Linked DNA regions of Homo sapiens: region 2 is linked to region 1. A link is a contact called in ENCODE Hi-C or POLR2A ChIA-PET data. All regions are on one chromosome and are shown on one strand. The core of a region is the stretch at or near the end of the contact, and the rest is flanking DNA. Distances in the headings are between cores, read along the strand shown.

Region 1 (5,875 bases), core at 1,848-4,347:
CGCCTCGCTACTGCCACCTAGGGGCGCCAGCCGGGCGCTGCGCTTCTCTCGCCATTCAGCCTTGAATTCGATTCAATAAACTGAATGGGATGGGAACACTAAGGAGGGAACAGTTGATTCCGGTGCGGGTGGAGGAAGAGTGGCAGTCAGACGAGGCTTCAAACGGCCAGTGAGCTCTGGGCTGAGCCATGGAGCATAAGCAAAGGATCTCCAGGTGGAAGAGATCTGTCTCCAGGTGGAGGCTGCAACAGGCAGGGAGGGTTAGAGTTTGGGGTCTACGTGCAGGGGCGGGGAGGGTTAGGGTGTGAAGGAACTGGCACTCCAAACTAAGGGCTTCTAGCTTTATCTTTTAAGCCACCAGAGAGGTCAAGAAAACGTGTCTTTTTTCTGCACAAAGATTTTAAATCAGAAGGGATACAATTAGATGTGCATTTACAGAACAGAACTCCTGCTGGAGTGTGGAAAGAGGGAAGAGATGGGAAGCGGAGAGTGAGAGAGGCAAGAAATTTTCATAAAGTTTTTTCATAATTCTCTCATTTCTTTTACTTGAAATAGCACCATGGGCTGGGCGCGGTGGCTCACACCTGTAATCCCAGGACTTTAGGAGGCCAAGGCGGGTGGATCACCTGAGGTCAGGAGTTCGAGACCAGCCTGCTCAACAAGGCGAAATCCCACCTCTACTAAAAATGCAAAAAATTAGCTGGACGTGGTGGCGGCTGCCTGTAATCCCAGCTACTTGGGAGGCTGAGGTTGCAGTGAGCTGAGATGGCACAACTGCACTCCAGCCTGGGCAACAAGGGTGAAACTGTCTCAAAAAAAAAAAAAAAAAAAGAAAAAGAAAAAAAAAAAAAAAGAAATAGCACCATGGTCCGGGCGCGGTGGCTCACGCCTGTAATCCCAGCACTTTGGGAGGCCGAGGCGGGCGGATCACAAGGTCAGGAGATCGAGACCATCCTGGCTAACACGGTGAAACCCCGTCTCTACTAAAAGTACAAAAAATTAGTCGGGCGTGGTAGCCGGCGCCTGTAGTCCCAGCTACTCGGGAGGCTGAGGCAGAAGAATGGCGTGAACCCGGGAGGCGGAGCTTGCAGTGAGCCGAGATCGCACCACTGCACTCCAGCCTGGGCGGCAGAGTGAGACTCCGTCTCAAAAAAAAAAAAAAAAAAGAAATAGCACCATGATCTCAGACTCAACACATCCAGACTGAAACTCTGTCTGCTCAAAACCAATGCATCAACATAAACAGTATTATTTCCTTCCACATTTGAGACGTTCGTGTATCTCAACCTCTTTGTGGGCCTCGAAGTTGCAGAATTTGATAATAGATCCCAGCACAGAACTTTGCACACAGAAAATATTCGATGACAACTGGAGTGCCCTGGAGCCTTGTGATTATAGGAGCAGTACAATCGAGTGGTTAAGAGTAAGGGTTTTGAATCAGAGGGCCCGAGTTCAAACCCTGGCGCAGCCACTTTAGTGCATGAGACTGGTCACATCAAGTGACCCATCTAAGCCTCAGTTTCTTCATCTCTAAAATGGAAATTAATGGAAATTATAACATCACCTGCCTCAAGGACTGCAGACAAACGTCCACAAAGTGTCAAGCACATAGTAAATCCTCAATAAATACTGGTGGCTATGTACAACATCATTTATTCAGTGCCTACCAGGCACAGACCACGCACAACGCAACGGGATTTCCACCCTCTTCAATTTGCACCACACTTTTGTCCTTCCCATTTTATAGATAAGAAAACTAAGGCTCAACAGAGTCAAGCTTGTTCGAGGTCTTGGGAGCATCTCCCAGGGCATTAGAACTTTTGGAGGAAGAGCATTTAGTTCAGTAATGGTTCTCACCTGTGCGTGTGAGAGTGGAAGAGACCCCTCCCCCGCAACCCGAGCCATCTGGCAATGTTTGGAGATACTTTTGATCCTCACGACTTGGAGCATGGGGATACTGCTGGCATCTAGTGGGTAGAGGCCAGGAATACGGCTCAACTTCCTACATTGCACAGGGAAGCCCCCACTACCACCACAACCAAAAACTATCTGACCCCAAACATCAGTAGGGCCAACGTCGAGAAACCCTGCTCTAGACAGATCATTCTCCTCATCTTCCCATTTCTGGCCATCCGGATCTTAGATGAACACTTTCTAGCAAGGGGGCTCAGTCCCACCACGGGAAGCCCATGCAGAAGTTGTGCAGAAGTTCTTCTCCACCTGCCCTGCACACAGTAGGGACCAAAACCCATTTTAACAAGCCCCGCAGCCCAGAGCACCGGAAAAGGAAGGAAGGGCATCCATCCCCCATTGTTCAACTGTGTGCAGCTTGTGTTTCCAACAGGCACACACACATATTTTACAAATCCTAACGTCCCACGCCCCACAAACAGCTTTGTTAGAGATGGCGCTCAAAAAAAGATGCAGTTTAGATTTTTTTTTTCCCCCAGGACTCCCGTGTATCTACTGAAGGGTTTGCACACTTCTCAAAGGACCTCGCACCGGCCGCGGTGCTCTGACAACGACCACAAAAGAATCTGTGGGATTTCCCGGGGGAGCAAGCCCGTGGGCCGTGACCTCTGCGCGCTCAAAGCGTTCCCGGCGCTCCCCCGTAGCTGGCCCCACTCTCCCGCCCCCGGAGCCCGGGCTTCCAAGGCGACCGGGGCCCCCGGCCGTGCAGCCCGGCCCCCCGGCGCATGCCCACGCCGTATCCCCCTCGCCCGTCCCTCGAGGCGCCAGAGGAATCCGGCCCCGGGGCCTGTAGCCGGCGCCCACACCGGCCCGCCCCGACCCGCCCGCCGCGGCCCCAGCGCGCGTCCCCTCCCCCGGTCCGGCGCGGCCTGGGCCTCGGCCGGTGCAGGCCCGCGGGCGCCCCGCGGCCAGGCCAGGCGAGCTCAGGCCTGCCGCGGCCTACCCCGTCGGGCGCCGCCGAAGGCCCCCCACCGCCTCACCTGGATGCGGGCGGGCGGGCCCGGGGCTGCTCCGGGGCGGGCGGGAGGCGGCGGCGGCGCGGCGCTAACGGCTCCGCTCGGCCTCGGTAGCGGTGGCGGCGGTGGCGGCGACGGCGACGGCGGCAGCGGCTCCTCCTCAGCGCGCACGACCCGCTCCGGCCCGCGGCCCGGACACGCCCCCCCCGCGCGCGAGCCCATTGGCCGACGTCCGCCACGGCGCGCTGCTCATTGGCCGGCGTAGCTGTCGCGGCGCTCCGGGGCGCGCGGGAGAGGCGGGACTTCCGGTCGGCGCCGCCTGCGAAGTGCTCCGCGGCCGGCGGAGACGCGGGCAGCCAGCGATGGCCGCGGAGGGGGCGAACTGGGTTCCGGCCCTCGGAGGCTGACGGAAGGCGGTGGCTGAGGAGCGGCGCCTCTGGTTGAGCGCTCGCCGTGTGTCCCGCACCTGTCTGTCCTGCCGCCGCCCGGTAAGGTAGGAAAGGTCAGCGCGCCGGGGTTACGGGTACAGAACCTGGGTTCGAATCCCGGCCCCGACGTTTCCGCACTACGTGCCGTTGGGCAGGAGCTGACGTCACCTTGCCGGGCCTCAGTTTCCTTCTCTGGTGCGCTGAGGAGGCGGGGCATGGAACGTGGTCAGCGCTTCATCGGTGCTGGCTCTTTGAGCAAGCCAGTTCCCGAAGGCTCAGCATCTCATTCATTCATTAAAATGTCATTGAGCGCCTACTGTGTGTCAATCACTGTATGGGCAGTGAGCAGAAAAAAAATACCTGGTCTTATTGGGCTAACATTCTAAACCAGCGCTGGCCTAGAATGCCCTAGTAGAAATACATGCAAGCTACATGTTTAATTTTTTTTTATGTAAAGATGGGCTCTGGTTCTGTTGCCCAGGCTGGTCTCGAACTCCTGGACTCAAGCGATTCTCCTGCCTCCGCCTCCCAAAGAGCTGGGATTACAGGCATGCCTGCACTCTGCCTAATTTTTTCTTTTTTTTTTTTATGATCTGAAAATAATAGTCTTTTTATTTTTATTTATTTATTTATTTATTTGAGACGGAGACTCGCTCTGTCGCCAGGCTGGAGTGCAGTGGCGTGATCTCCGCTCACTGCAACCTCCGCTTCCCAGGTTCAAGCGATTCTCCTGCCTCAGCCTCCTAAGTAGTTGGGCCTACAGGCGCTGCGCCACCACAACCAGCTAATTTTTGTATTTTTAGTAGAGACGGGGTTTCACCGTGTTGGCCATGATGATCTGTATCTCTTGACCTCGTGATCTGCCCGCCTCAGCCTCCCAAAGTGCTGGGATTACAGGCTTGAGCCACTGCGCCTGGCCTACAATTTTGTTTTTCTTTTTTTTTTTTTTTTTTTGAGACAGGATCTCACTCTGTCACCCAATTTGGAGTGCGGTGGTATGATCACAGCTAACTGCAGCCTCAACTTCCCCAGCTCAGGCAATCAATCCTCCGGCTTCAGATTCCTGAGTAGCTTAGACTACAGGATGTGCCACTATGCCTGGCTAATGTTTTATTTTTTTGTAGCGATGAGGTCTTGCTGTATTGCCTAGGCTGGTCTCAAACTTCTAGACTTAAGTGATCCTCCTGCTTTGGCCTCCCAAAGTGTTGGGATTACAGGCGGGAGCCACGGTGCCCAGCCTGTTTCTTTTTTTAATCATATTTTCTTAGAAGTTTTTTTTTTTTTTTTTTTTTTTTTTGGAGACAGGGTCTCACTCTGCTGTGCAGGCTGGAATGCAGTGGTGTGATCTCAGCTCACTGCAACCTCTGCCTCCCTATTCAAGTGATTCTCGTGCCTCAGCCTCCCAAGTAGCTGGGATCACAGGCGTGCAACATCACACCCAGCTAATTCTTGTGGTTTTAGTAGAGATGGGGTTTTGCCATGTTGGCCAGGCTGGTCTCAAACTCCTGGCCTCAAGTGATCCACCCACCTCGGCCTCCCAAAGTGCTGGGATTACAGGCATGAGCCACCACCCGGCCTAGGAAAGCTTTTTAGAGATTGGGTCTCACTGTGTTGCCCAGGCTGGAGTGCAGTGGCTGTTCACAGGTGCAATCATCCCACAGGTTTAACTCCTGACCTCAAGCAGTCCTTCTGCCTCAGGCTCCCAAGTAGCTGGGATTATAGGCACGTGCCACCACACCTAGCTCAATTAAATGTTAAATTTAACATTTAATTGTTAAATTTTATAGTAGCCAGCATTCTGGGTCATCACGGTGCAATAGAAGTATAAACAAAGCAGGCCAGGCACAGTAGGTCACGCCTGTAATCCCAGCACTTTGGGAGGCCGAGGCGGGCAGATCACCAGGTCAGTAGTTCGAGACCAGCCTGGCCAACATGTTGAAACCCCAGTCTCTACTAAAAATACAAAAATTAGCTGGACGTGGTGGCAGGAGCCTGTAATCCCAGCTACTCGGGAGGCTGAGGCAGGAGAATCGCTTGAAACTGGAAAGTGGAGGTTGCAGTGAGCCGAGATCCCGCCACTGCACTCCAGCCTAGGTGAAAGAGGGAAATTACATCTCAAAAAAACAGTATAAGCAAGCCACAGATTTGTCAGCGAGGTATGTAATTTAAATTGGTACATTGTTAGCCATGTTTAAAAATAAGTAAAAAGAAACGGGTGATGTTAGTTGTAATGTGTTTTATTTAACTCAGTAGGTTGAATATGTTATTATTTAAACATGTAGTCAATATTTTAAAATACAGGATGTTTTGCATCTGTTATCTTTCCAAAATAGAAGATACTTTGTGTCCTTTTTCTTTCCTGCATGCTTTTTTTTTCTTATTTTTTTGAGACAGAGTCTCACTCTGTTGCCAAGGCTGGAGTGCAGTGGCGGGATCTCGGCTAACTGCAACCTCCCCATCCCGGGTTCAAGCGATTCTCCTGCCTCAGCCTCCCGAGTAGCTGCGATTACAGACATTTGC
Region 2 (5,875 bases), core at 1,233-3,732, 1.6 Mb after region 1:
GTGTTCAGGCACAGTGGCTCACACCTGTAATCCCAGCATTTTGGGAGGCCGAAGCAGGTGAACTGCCTGAGCTCAGGATTTCGAGACCAGCCTGGCCAACATGGTGAAACCTTGTCTCTACTAAAATACAAAAAAAAATTAGCTGGGCATGGCGGCATGTGCCTGTGTCCCAGCTACTAGGTGTCAGGCCTCTGAGCCGAAGCCAAGCCATCAGACTCCCTGTGACCTGCACGTATACATCCAGATGGCCTGAAGCAACTGAAGAACAACAAGAAGAAGCGAAAATAGCTAGTTCCTGCCTTAACTGATGACATTCCACCATTGTGATTTGTTCCTGCCCCAACCTAACTGATCAATTGACCTTGTGACATTCCTTCTCCTGGACAATGAATCTCAGGAGCTCCCCACTGAGCACCTTGTGATCCCCGCCCCTGCCCGCAAGAGAACAACCTCCTTTAACTGTAATTTTCCACTATCTACCCAAATCCTATAAAACTGCCCGACCCCTATCTCCCTTTGCTGACTCCTTTTCTGAACTCAGTCTGCCTGCACCCAGGTGATTAAAAGCTTTATTGCTCATACAAAGCCTGTTTGGTGGTCTCTTCACATGGACGCACCTAATGCTAGGGAGGCAGGAGAATTACTTGAACCTGGGAGGCAGAGGTTGCAGTGAGCCGAGATCGCACCTCTGCACCCCGACCCGGGTAGCAGAGCGAGACTCTGTCTCAAAAAAAAAAAAAAAAAAACTACTAGACTGGGTGTGTTAGATGTTCAAGTTTTCCCTAGGATCAAATTTTTCAGAAAAAAATGTCAAAACTACACTTAGTCTAAACATGCTGTTAATAAATTCAATAGATACTACTTTATTACACTAATACTAGAATAATATTCTGATTATAAAGCCTCCATCCTGGCCAGGAGCGGAGGCTCACGCCTGTAATCCCAGCTCTTTGGGAGGCCGTCAGGCGGATTACAAGGTCAGGAGTTCGAGACCAGCCTGGCGAGCATGGTGAAACCCTGTCTCCACTAAAAATACAAAAAAAAAAAATTAGCTGGGCATGGTCCCCATGCCTGTTGTCCCTGCTACTCGGAGGCTGAGGCAGGAGAATCACTTGAACCCAGGAGGTGGAGGTTGCAGTGAGCTGAGATCGCGCCACTGCACTCCAGCCTGGGCGACAGAGCAAGACTCCGTCTGAAAAAAACAAACAAAAGCCTCCATCCTTTCTTCCTGTGGGCCCGTTTTGAAGCTCTGTGGGGGGGTACAGACCTAGGAACTTCAGATAAAGACAACAGCTGTGTATTATTGCCTTTCTTTCTTTTTTGAGACGGAGTTTCGCTCTCATCGCCCAGGCTGGAGTGCAGTGGCAGATCTCGGCTCACTGCAACCTCGGCCTCTCAGGTTCAAGCAATCCTCCTGCCTCAGCCTCCCAAGTAGCTAGGATTACAGGGGACTGCCACCAAGCCTGGCTTTTTTTTTTTTTTTTTTTTTTTTGTGTGTGTGAGACGGAGTCTCCCTCTTTTGCCCAGGCTGGAGTGCAGTGGCGCGATCTCGGCTCACTGCAAGCTCCGCCTCCCGGGTTCACGCCATTCTCCTGCCTCAGCCTCCCGAGTAGCTGGGACTACAGGCGCCCGCCATCGCGCCTGGCTAATTTTTTGTATTTTTAGTAGAGACAGGGTTTCACCATGTTGGCCAGGCTGGTCTCGAACTCCTGACCTCAGGTGATCTGCCCGCCTCGACCTCCCAAATGGCTGGGACTACAGGCGTGAGCCAGCGCGCCCAGCCTGCCTTTCTTTTGTAGAAAGGCTTGTAGCTGGTAACAACAAAAAACATTAAGTCCAAGAAAATAAAATAAGAAACTAAAGGCTCACAGTCTACACGTGTTCATATTTACATGCAGATATAGGCACACCCTAAACGACTATTTTTTTTCCATCAGAAAGTAATGTGTCAAAAATAAGAATAGGACATCAATGCCAGATTCTCAGACGAGACATTTTTAAGCAAAGAAATGGAAGTCAGAGCCCTCTTGAAACCAATTTTCTGCAGGTGTTCACCAGGAACATGCCGGAAACGCCAGGTTCCTGAGGCGCGGAAATGCGGGGCCGGAGCCAACCTGACTGGAACGGCAGAAATCCTTTTACTTTCAGAAAGAAAGAAACTCACAAAGGTTGCTTTCCAAGCTTTTGAAGAAGGGAGCACAGCGGATGAAACCACTCCAGAAAACGCGCGGAGTCGGGACAAACACACTTCCCGACCTGGCTCCTGACTGGGACCCACTGAGCCTGCGGCCTCTAGCCACTGGCCGCGCAAGGAGGACCGACAGCCCCTGGAGAAGAGAGTGAAACGAGGCGGATCGGAGAGGCTCCTGGGCGACAGCACCCAATCGTTCCTTTGCCGCCCCCCGCTATCTCCGGGATCCCCAAGCAGGCGGAACTCACCACAGCCAGGGTGGACTCCACCACGATAAAGGCGAAATGGCACTGACCATGCGGAGCCAGCGCCGGAAAAGATGGCGATTGTGCGCTGACGTCACTTCCGCTCCGAGCCTCGGGCCGGGCGGGGCTCCTGGGTTCGAGTTTCAGCCACATAGGACCCAGTCAAACACAGAAATTGTAGTTTCTTCCCGGGTGGGCGCGGACAGGCCCTTACTTGGGGGCGGTTTAGAGGTGGGACCCGGCTAGCCGGCGGTTCAGGTGGCCGGACCTGCTGGAAGGGCGGGCGTGGGGGATGGGACGCACCCCAGGGGATGCTCCTGCAGAGCTTTTCCCAGGTGGGCACAGTGGCTAAGGCCTGTAAGTCCAACACTTTGGGAGGCTAAGGCAGGTGGATAGCTTGAGTCCAAGAGTTCAAGACCAGCGTGGGCAAAATAGCAACATCCTTTATTAAAATATATATGTGTGTATACATATATATAAAGCTTGTTTGTATACATCTCATGTTCCTAGAGCCTTTCCATGATTCTTCCATATGGATAAAGCTGCCAGTGAATGGCATGGTCTATCTCTTCTATTCAGTCAGGCTTTCTGTAGGCCTTTATTTCTTCATTCTTTATTTTTTAGAACCTGCTGGTTCCATTGCGTTTTCTTTTTTCGTTTTTCTTTTTCATTTTTTATTTTTTTTTGAGACAGATCTCACTCTGTTGCCCAGGCTGGAGTGCAGTGGCATGACCTCGGCTCACTGTAACCTCTGCCCCCCGGGTTCAAGTGATTCTCCTGCCTCAACCTCCCGAGTAGCTGGGATTACAGATGTCTGCCTCCACGCCCAGCTAATTTTTGTACTTTTAGTAGAGAAGAGTTTCACCATGATGGCCAGACTGATCTCGAACTCCTGACCTCCAATGATCTGTCTCCCTCAGCTTCCCAAAGTGCTGGAATTATAGACATGAGCCACCGCACCCGGCCACGTTTTCAATATAATAATATTTTCTGTAAATCTTGATTTTTTTTTGTCTTCATCAAGTATGTATTTCTGGCTGGGTATGGTGGCTTATGCCTATAATCCCAGCAATTTGGGAGGCCAAGGGATCGTTTGAGGCCAGGAGTTTGAGACCAGCCTGGGCAATACAGCAAGACCCCGTCTCTGTTTAAAAAAAATTTTAAATATGTTTTTGTTTTTGTTTTGAGATGGAGTCTAGCTCTGTTGCCCAGGCTGGAGTGCAGTGGCACGATCTTGCTCACTGCAACCTCTGCCTCCCGGGTTCAAGCGATTCTTCTCTCTCAGCCTCCTGAGTAGCAGAGATTACAGGCAGGCGCCGCCATGCCCGGCTAATTTTTGTATTTTTAGTAAAGACAGGGTTTCACCATATTGGCCCAGTTGGTCTCGAACTCCTGACCTCATGATCCGCCTGCCTCACCTTTCCAAAGTGCTGGGATTACAGATGTGAGCCACCACGCCTGGCCAAAAACATGTATTTCTATTGTTATTTTTCTGATCTTCCCACATGGGCCAGGACCACATTTCCTACATTGTAAAATAGCACTGACACCAGACATTCTCCCCAGGTTTATTCAGAAATGTAACATAATCCCAGTAAAAATATTAAAAGTTTTTTCTGGAGTTAGGTACGTTGATACTAAAGTTTATGTGGAAGAATAAATATCTGATAATAACCAAGAAAACAAAAACAAAAGCAATGATGAGCAGCAGATGTTAAAACATACTATTAACAGTTTTCACACAAGGCAAATAATTAAATTATATTAAAATAAAAATAAATAAGACATACTATAAAGCCTCTATAATTAAAACTATGTGGTACTAGCACATGAAGCAGAAACAGACTAATAAAATATCTAAAAACAGACCCAAGAACATGTAGGAATTTGGTTCATAAATGTGGTATTTTGCCAGGCGCGGTGGCTCATACCTGTAATCCTAGCAATTTGGGAGGCTGAGGCGGGAGGATCACCTGAAGTCAGGAGTTCGAAACCAGCCTGTCCAACATGGTGAAACCCTGTCTCTAATAAAAATACAAAAATAAAATTAGCCAAGCATGGTGGTGGGCTTTCTGTAATCCCAGCTATTCGGGAGGCTGAGGCAGGAGAATCGCTGAAACCCAGAAGGCAGAGGTTGCAGTGAGCCGAGATCGCGCCACTGGACTCCAGCCTGGGCAACAAGAGTGAAAATCCATCTCAAAAAAAAAAAAAAAAGGTATTTCAGATCAATGAGGCAAAAAAAGCCATTTGTAATGGAAAGTCTAAGACAGCTGGGTAGCCATCAGAGAAAAGATGAAATTAAATCCATACTTCACAGCATATACAAGAATAAACTCTAAATGGACTAGGGATCTAAATGTGAAAAATAAAACCATATACGCATTCAGGGTGTAAGTGATTTCTTGGCTGAGTAAGGAAAAAGACGTGACCACAAGGCGGCAGTAGCACACAAGCTTCATTTGGGATGTGCTTTGACAGGTAAGGAGTGGCGGGAGGTAGCAAACAGCAAGAGAATATCCACAGGCTTCTACCTGTGGGTCGCTGCTCAGAAAGGGTGGAAAGGAAGAAAGACTCCCAGAGGAGAAGGGGAATCAAAGAGGGGGCTTATATGACTAAGTGACGATGCTCAGCAGCCTGGCAGCATATCTTCCAGTTAAAAAGTTCTGAAGGACAAGTCTGGCCAACATGGTGAAACTCCGCCTCTACTAAAAATACAAAAATTAGCCGGGCATGGTGGCGGGCGCCTGTAATCCCAGCTACTCGGGAGGATGAGGCAGGAGAATTGCTTATACCCGGGAAGCGGCGGTTGTATTGAGCCAAGATCGCGCCATTGCACTCCAGCCTGGGCGATAGAGTGAGACTCAGTCTCAAAAAAATAAAAATAAAATATGTAATTATCTGTTCATTCTGAGTACAGGGAAACACTGATAGGACTATCCTGAAAATAATAAGATTCAGAATCTATCGGGGATAGATGGGAAGGGCTTGAACAGAATGGTGGGATAAGAACAAAATGGAGAGGATAGGGATAGGGAAACCTCTCTGAGCATATCATTCTGTTTAGTTCTGATGTTTAAAATCACATTCTACTTTTTTTTTTTCTTTTTGACAGGGTTTCACTCTGTCACACAGGCTGGAGTGTAGTAGCGTTATCATTGCTCAGTGCAGCCTTTACTTTGTGAGCTCAAGTAATCCTCCTGCCCAAGTACCAGGGAATACATATGTACACCACCACATCCAGCTAATTTTTAAAAATATTTTGGGTAGAGAAGAGATCTCTCTATGTTGCCCAGGCTGCTCTTGAACTTCCAGTCTGTCACATATAAAGTTTTGGTGCCACAAAAGAAATAACACTTGAATATAAAATTTTCTTTTTAATTCTCAGCAAGGCAAGATACTTCTATAGAAGGGTGCACTCTCACAGATGGAGCAATGGTGG

The links. Hi-C counts contacts between places; a loop is a spot of excess contacts on that map. ChIA-PET counts read pairs that join two places held with the same protein, here RNA polymerase II (POLR2A). Pooled maps may share reads with other maps.
Region 2: a loop to region 1 is called in a pooled map, with 6 times the contacts of the local background. The contact joins the promoter of ZNF121 here to the promoter of ELAVL1 in region 1. A Hi-C loop is called at or near these places in 1 of 50 pooled maps. POLR2A ChIA-PET finds 5 or more read pairs at or near these places in 2 of 52 experiments (HCT116 and T-cell).

Annotation. Positions count from the first base shown.
Region 1 is chr19:8,002,544-8,008,418 of GRCh38, forward strand. It overlaps ELAVL1 (ELAV like RNA binding protein 1), which reads right to left and starts at 3,098. Exons shown (of 6, transcript NM_001419.3): 1 at 2,952-3,098. LOC105372266 (a long non-coding RNA gene) reads left to right here and starts at 3,270. Exons shown (of 4, transcript XR_936302.2): 1 at 3,270-3,415; 2 at 5,750-5,875. RefSeq lists an enhancer at 1-399 and silencers at 2,474-2,523, 2,554-2,753, 2,984-3,473.
Region 2 is chr19:9,582,022-9,587,896 of GRCh38, forward strand. ZNF121 (zinc finger protein 121) reads right to left here and starts at 2,483. Exons shown (of 4, transcript NM_001008727.5): 1 at 2,440-2,483. RefSeq lists enhancers at 1-434, 435-1,247, 2,062-2,873.